Regions from separate parts of the Mus musculus genome. Here regions 1 and 3 are each linked to region 2. A link is a loop called in an ENCODE intact Hi-C map of the cell type or tissue named here. Cell type or tissue: heart. All regions are shown on one strand.

The links. A loop is a pair of places that touch in the nucleus more often than their neighbours do. Peaks named below come from ENCODE experiments on the same cell type or tissue, not always from the same donor. Only the 100,000 strongest peaks of a DNase experiment are listed, where the experiment ranks them.
Region 1: a loop joins it to region 2, with 1.9 times the contacts of the local background. A loop is called at or near these places in 2 of 42 quality-filtered maps.
Region 3: a loop joins it to region 2, with 10 times the contacts of the local background. A loop is called at or near these places in 7 of 42 quality-filtered maps.

What each region holds. Positions count from the first base shown.
Region 1 is chr1:51,244,078-51,246,577 of GRCm38, reverse strand. The region is part of intron 4 of 9330175M20Rik (RIKEN cDNA 9330175M20 gene); the gene reads left to right. Among named protein-coding and RNA genes, the nearest start is that of Cavin2, 44 kb to the left of the region's middle. In heart, no CTCF peak of the experiment used is centred here; a DNase peak (open chromatin) is centred at 957.
Region 2 is chr1:51,135,856-51,138,355 of GRCm38, reverse strand. The region is part of intron 7 of Tmeff2 (transmembrane protein with EGF-like and two follistatin-like domains 2); the gene reads right to left. Among named protein-coding and RNA genes, the nearest start is that of Cavin2, 150 kb to the left of the region's middle. In heart, a CTCF peak has its summit at 1,373; a DNase peak (open chromatin) is centred at 1,375; H3K27ac peaks cover 309 bases.
Region 3 is chr1:51,264,521-51,267,020 of GRCm38, reverse strand. All of the region lies in intron 2 of 9330175M20Rik (RIKEN cDNA 9330175M20 gene), which reads left to right. Among named protein-coding and RNA genes, the nearest start is that of Cavin2, 23 kb to the left of the region's middle. In heart, a CTCF peak has its summit at 1,136 (motif pointing right); DNase peaks (open chromatin) are centred at 940 and 1,670; H3K27ac peaks cover 2,500 bases.

The sequences.
Region 1 (2,500 bases), 110 kb before region 2:
GATTCCTTGCTAGGGGGTATTTGAATTGATCTGGACAGTTCATGTGACTCTCTTTCTTGGTTGATGTGTTCCACAGTTAGCTCTCTTGGTAGCCTATCTTCTTTCTCAGAACTTCTGTGTTACCTGAGCTGACATGTTGGGATCTAATTAACTGAAAACCATATAATCTAAAAATTTTTTTCAAACAAAAAGGGAAATATTTTTCAACTCATAATGGGAATAAGCTCCTTATCAGAGGTCTTTCAACTTTTCTTACCCCCGTGAACAAATCTCATCCATGCCTTTCACTGAATGTTCTGCATGCTTCTGTGATCTACTTGGTCTCTTGCATTCCACCCTCAGCACTTCCTCTCTGTTCTCCATACAGTAGCTGCAGTGCTCATCCCAAGATATAGCTCGGCCATTTCTCTCCTAAACCTTCTAATGTTTTCTCATCTTCAAGTTCTACCTTTAGCAGCCATGCCCTGAAGATGTGACTTGCACCTATCCTCCGAGCCCATTACTAATATTTATCTCTTGATTCCATTTTTGCCAGGCCATCCACATGTCTTACCTTAACCACACTTACATCTCAGTTCTAGGGTCTCTGTCTGAACTATAACTCTGTAAGATAATTTAATCTATCCTTCACCTGCTTTAAATGTCTTTGTAAAAGGTGCCTTATCAAACAATTGTCCCTAGCTACATTCTAAAGCCTTTGTGCACGGATGTTACATTCGTTCAAACTAACTGACACATCATTTTTCATTCTTTTCCGTTTAAATCTCCTCCAGCTAGAGCATAACTCTGTGCAAGCTGAGCTCTTGTTGGCTTGTTTGTTTTGCTCTTGCCCCGGTGCCTTAGAAATTGCCAGAAGTATACTAAGAGCCTTCCTAGGTTGATGTTTGTGGGTAAATGATTTCCAATGCTTATTCACATGTCTGTCCTTTGCCTGCTTTCTCACTCAACTTGGCTCACAAGCAAGTTCCGGCGACCTTCCTGGTTTTGTTTGGCTCCTTCCTCAGGCTGGTGTGCCTTTGTTGTTTATGAGGACTTTACAGTCAAGTCTTTCCTTTCCCTAAGACTCTCATTCTCTAGGAAGCTTTGCATTGTTCTGCTTTCAAAGCTGAATGTGCCTCTTGACTTTCATTGCATTGCTTGTGTGTCTCATGTTTCTGTCTTATCACATAAATTATTTGGTGATTCCCTTCATGACTGGGAACGATCCAAGTTGTGATCCTGACTGATTTATCTTCATCCCTGAGAACCCAATGATACTCACACTGCTTTCCATGTAGGAAGTACTTCACTCATATTTCATTCACAAAGAATGACTGTTTTACTGTGGCAGTGTTGCTTTGGTGGGATGATACCTAGTGAGAAATAGCTCTTATAATCTGAAATTTCTATTTTCCAAATTTGCTCTTCATAATTCTTGATCTAGTGTTTCATGCACAGTGAAGGGTGCATAGGCAAAAAAAAGCTCTTGGTTGGGATTCTGTTGGTTTAATACATGCTAAAAGAGGCATACCTAAAGAAGTCACCTAAGAAGACTATCCATTGTTTTGCCAAATATCCACATTGTTTTATTCCACATCAAGTTGGTAAACGAGAGGAAGTTATAGTTATAGGAAATTTGTTCAACATCTTTTGCAGCCCTAGAAAACACTCTCTACCTTTCTGTTAAAATGCAATTCTGCTATCTAGTGGGAGAAAGGGGATGGGGGGGTGGGGGTGGGGCTAACTGCGTTCAGAAGGATGCCTGGTTAATAGCTTGATTTTTCTCACCATAGATTTCTAACTCCAAGCTGTCAAGACCGCCTTGGAAGCTCCCAGAATACGTGTGTGCAGACACTGGCCTAATTGGGAAGTTTGGCTGTGGTGACATTGGGCTCATTAGGTTTCTCTTATCAGTGGTAGAAGCTGTGAGATTTCAGCCAAGCAGAGAGTTTAGATTCTAAATGAGAAATATAGATTAGCATTTCCTATAATGAAATAATGCACATCAGTGTTACCTTTCTAGTGACAAAAGCAGGAGCTTGAATGCATTGTAGGGCTCCTTGTTTAATCAATAAATAAAGGAGAGACACACAAGATTTATTTCTTCTGAGGCAACAAACACCATCATTTTTCTTAATTATCTTTATGTTTGCCTTTCTGACTTTCGGATTCTTTCCAAGTAAAGAGCCCTCTACATTAAGACAAGACACATACCCCCCTCCACACACACACACAATATGGGTGAAAGCATGCCCCCTTTCTATTAGTGTATGTGTGTGCATGTTTCTCTCTTTCTTTTTTTTTAAATACATACTTTTTAAAAAACTGTAATACCTACAGTTCTTAATAAAAACCTAATAAGGTCAGAGATTTTGCAAGGTTGTCCAGGCTACCTTAGAGGCCAGAGGTTCCAGCTGAGAAGGAGAAATATCAAGGCAGCTGTAGCAGTGAAAACAAATAGTTTGAACTTTGGATCCACAGATGGTTGTGCCTGCCAACTGTTATGAGCCAATGAATATCT
Region 2 (2,500 bases):
CTGTAGAGCCTGGGACAGCATTGCTGCATAGCAGGACTTTCCGGATATTTGTGAAATAAACCGACTCAACCATAATTTCTTTCTTATACTGGTTGCAAAGAAGCTTAGGGCTAAGTGCTTTAACCGGAATAGCCATGCTCAGGTATTTTTCTTTCCCCTAACAGTTCAGCTCTCCATGTTGTCCATCTCTGTTTAAAGACCCTCATTGACTGTAGTTTAATTATAAAAACACCACAAATCCTTTTTGGAAACTGATATAAGTAGGATACCACAAAATAAAATACATTTTAATTTTTAGATGATAAAAACTAAAGTAGTTGAAATTTATGGGTTTTTTTGTGAACATCTAACAAGCTATAAAATTAAGTACATTTTCACTGGAAAAAAAATATGTGTCTATGTTTTCCAAGGCTTGATGAGCCTCTCAGCCAGACAGGAACCCATCAGGAGACACATATATAGATACACATTGGACATAGAGAAGCACAGTTTTAAAATTCACTTTCCTTTTAGTGCAAGACTTGGTGAGGGTACACACACACACACACACACACACACACACACATACACACACACACACACACACACACACAGTGTGCCATCTTATCTACGTGTCCACAAGGGAAGATTATTATTATCATATTATCATATGCTAAAGCCAGGAAGTCCTACCTTTGTGATTTAGAAAACCCGTGGGTTAGGGCTCTTTCTGTAGTGAAAAAAAAGAGACCTAAGTCTAAGCTTGTGGACTGGTATCAGAGGGTCTGTTCTGTTTCTATGGCAGGAACTTATCACTGGGCCTGGCAAACAGAGAGGCAAAGCCTTTGAATCAAGAGTCAGAAAATGCCTCGGGTCTCATTAAAAGAGAGAGGACAGGAAGGTGATTCCAGACAGCCCAAACAGATAGTAATTCTGCTTGAAATATGATGGAAATTTTTCTTTCAGTTTTCTGGTGTGGACTACACTTTTATGCCTATGAGGAACATAGATTCCTGTCTCTGTACAAGGTAGACACGTTCTAGCTTCCTGCATATGTTACTTTTGTTTCACATAGTATTCTTTTATTTATTTATTTATTTAATAAATAAAATCTATTTAAATTAAAGTTGTAATCCAGTCTCTGTTGGTCCTGGCTGAAGCCTTTCCTTTAGATGTTATTACAAAGGAGGTTCAATAAATTTATTTTAATATTCAGACTTTCTTTAAAGAAGATAGCCACTATTTAGTTAGAAGCAAGTGTTGCCAGCTTTTAAAGTAGGCTCAAAAATGAAAGGGGAGGGCATGGTAAAAGTTCCTAAGTTTACAGTACTCATGCCACATCTGGAAAAGTGTGAGTTACAACTGCTATTTCCTTCCAGTGGGAGCGTCCGTGGACATTTGTTTAACAAGGGAAGTTGCTGTGACATCAAATTAATTGTGAGCACAGAGCAGATTTCTAGGGATGTGAGTCATAGAGTTCCTGTTTACCCTCCTTGGAGAGTTTATAACATGTGAAATATAAATTATCCAGACAATAACATATTGATTTTTCATTTGATTCTTTTAGATCTTCATGTCTATGTCCCAAACTTGGGAAAATGAAAATCCTGCTGGGTACTAGGAAATGTTGAGAAACACAATTATTTCAATGTTTTCTAATATTATATGTTTCAATAAAACCATGTATAAAAATCATGTGAAGCTGAAGTAACGTCAGGGAGGACTTCATGTATTCAGTCCATGTTTAACTATGAGTTGCAAGTTTCAATGAACTTTTTTGCTTCTCTATTTTATTTGGAATCTAGCAAGCATGCAAGCTTAAACATAACTTTAGAAATTGTCGCATTTGTTTCTTTACTTTGTGTGCACTTAGTGTCTCGGTGTGTGCTTGTGCACGCCCAGTAGCAGTGTGGAGATGGAAGTGGCAGGAGACATGCAGGAGCTGGTTGTTCTGCCATCTGATGGGTTCTGGGGACCAAACACTGATCATTAGAGTTAGCAGCAAGTGCTTTTTCCTGATCAGTCTGCCTGTTGCCCCTTAATCATGACAATTTTTCATCTTACAAGACTTTCTGTTGTCAAACTAGAGAAATCTCTAGGATGCTGAGTGACCTGATTATGTTCACTGGGAAATGTTCTTTTCTATGTGCACCAAGCAGATACAATTAGGACGGAAAACAATCTGTGCAGCTCCTATGTGCTTAGGTGTGGGGCCATCAGTGGGGGCATGGGAAAACCAGCCCACATCCAGCAGGCAGAGCTACCCTCCCTTCCTCAGCAACTGTCAACAGCTGGACTCACGGGGTCATAATAACAAGAACAAACGATGGATGGATGTGAGGCTGGGAGGATGACAAGGCAGAGGTTACTGGGAGAGCTGGAGGGAAGTAATGGTGGTTGATATGTTCAAAATGTAGTGTTTAAATGCATGAACTTTTCAAAGAAAAGAATGGAGAAAAATATTTTAAAATAAAAAATAAAAAACAAAGTGAACTAAAAAGAGTGGTAATCAGCATCAGAG
Region 3 (2,500 bases), 130 kb before region 2:
GGATGGATGCGTAGCAGCATTTCAGGAGAAACTATTCAAAGAAATGGGAGGTGTTCAAGCCTAAAATGGTCAATTATTATTATTGTGTTTTAGAAGGAGGTCATAGCCATAATTCAAGTGTTTGAGAAGTTGCCAAATATGAATGCAGTTTATTTCTACAGTTTCAAAGGTAAACAGATTTTCACTCTATATAAAGCAGATTGTTCTGCTAGAAACAGCTATGTCATGACAAAACATATGTACACAAGAAACACACAAACAAGCTAACAAAACAACAACAACAAGAAACAAGCTCCTGTAGATTTAGAGACCTCCTGCACAGTCTGTATACTCTTTCCTTTCCCCATTTCTAACCTGGGAATCAACTCTGAGGCCAAAGGCATGATAGATAAGTGTTCTACTATCAACTATACTCCCAGCCTCTGTAATTTTGTGAATTAAAAATTTCTTGCTTAACTAGGCATGGTGACATACCTCTTTAATCACAGTACTCAGGAAGCAGAAGCAGACAGGTCTCTGAGTTTGGGCCAGCCTGATCTACAGAGCACGTTCCAGTACAGCCAGGGATACACAGAGCAAACCTGCACTGAAAAAACAAAATAACTTTTTGCTCAATTTTCATTTTGACAGAGAATTGACAAAAGGCTTGGGGGAAATCTCTTTTTCCATGAGCATACTAAGGTATCCTGCCTTCTTAATAATGGTGGCCTTACTGTGTTTAGGGCCACAGTCTTAAATGGAGGAAAGCTCACAACAGCAGCTAAGCATCCTGCTCCTTATCATAGCCTGTACAACTGTTGAAGGTCTGGCTGAGGTTGGATATTACTCTGCTTGCTTAAGAGCTAATCTCTCAGTTTTCCTGCCATGAATGGAATGCTATTTCCTCTGATAACAATGTTCTGCTTTCTCTTGGGAACCACACCTCTCTCCTGCCAGTCCTCTTGTCAAGGATCCTAGTCTTTGTCAGGCACGCTGGAGTGGGAACGCACTAAGGCTTGGTCAGTCCCCTCAGTCTTGGAATCTGAGTGTTGAGTGTTATCCTAGAAGTACAGAGCAAGGGTGGGGGCTGTTTCTCTATACCCCTGGGAAGCAAATGCTGTTTAGTCCATGTTTCCTAGACTCGCCTGCAGATGGCAACTTGATGGCGTGTGTTGTATATGTCTGTTGCATAGCATATTGTTTGATTGTTAGGAGTTTGTATCAAGATCTAGAATGTGTGATCTTGCATGTTTTGAGAGAGAAGAGAGAATGATATGCATGCAGTATGTACAATCAAGTATTTTTTTTTTGGAGAGTTTTCCAGGGGCTTGTTTTACTAAGAGGCCCAAGGGTGTGAGAATTCCTGTTTCCTGAAGTGTTGGGAAGTGAAGGTCAAAAACTGGCCGTGCTTCAAGTTCTGAGACAATACCATACAATTTCAAAGCTGCTGTTTGTGTGTGCGTGCAAATGTGTGTGTACAGAACCCAGGAAGAAAGGCAGTCTCTAAAAATTTGCTTTGAAAAATGCCAAAACTCTGAGCTGCATGTTTGAGATCTCTCTGTTTTGATGAAACCTGTCTCTTTGGTAAACACAAGGCACAGTAGGGCCTGCGTCCTCCTGCCCTGCAATTGAACTTTTGTTCAAATCAGCAACTTCCCTCACCTTGGCTGTTGAACTGCCCTTTGTGGTAACACTCACAAGTGAACTGGCAAGAAACCATGGAAAGAAAGGGTGTGCTGGAGTGGATTGCATTTTTCCTGAACACGCTGAAATATCAGGATGTATGGACTATGAGTCAGCACTTTCTGTTGGAAACTTTCATGACCTTTACAGAGTAGGCCAAATTCCTCCCAAGCTGTGCTTCTTCACACCCCAGTGCATGACAGCAAAGGGGCAAATCCGAGGGAGGCACCAGCAGATTCCTGTTTTTTTCTTGCAATCTGTTCCTTGTTATTGTCTTTTTTTTTTTTTTTAATTTTTTTTTCAACACACTTTGCTTCCCAGGATAGCACTAATAGAAGATGTGAGAGAGACTAGCATCATGTTTGAACGCAGAGCACTGTTAGAGTCAGGACAATAGGAGATGGAACCGGGTTTTGTCAAGGATTTAGATGTGTGTCTAGGGAAGAAGGCCACATTCAAAATTGTGACCCCTAGGCATTTCACAAGCTGGAATTTGATGAGCTACACCAGAGAACCAGGGAAAAAATATAGTAGTGATTTGACTGGGGGGCACTTTTTAGAGGGCCAAAGAGGCCATGCAGAATCTCTGTAGGTGCCATGATTTTGAACAATGTCAGAGAAGATTTTTAACTCTTAGGAAAAACTTTATTTTGCATAAACTACACTCCTGCTCCTTGTCCTCTTCCTCCTCTTCCTCCTCCACCACCACCTCCTATTCTTCATATTTGTGTGTGTGTGTGTGTGTGTGTGTGTGTGTGTGTGTGTGTGTGTGTATGTATGTATGTGTATTAGGATAAAGGACAACTTTGTGATGTCATTTCTGCCCTTCCATATTTAT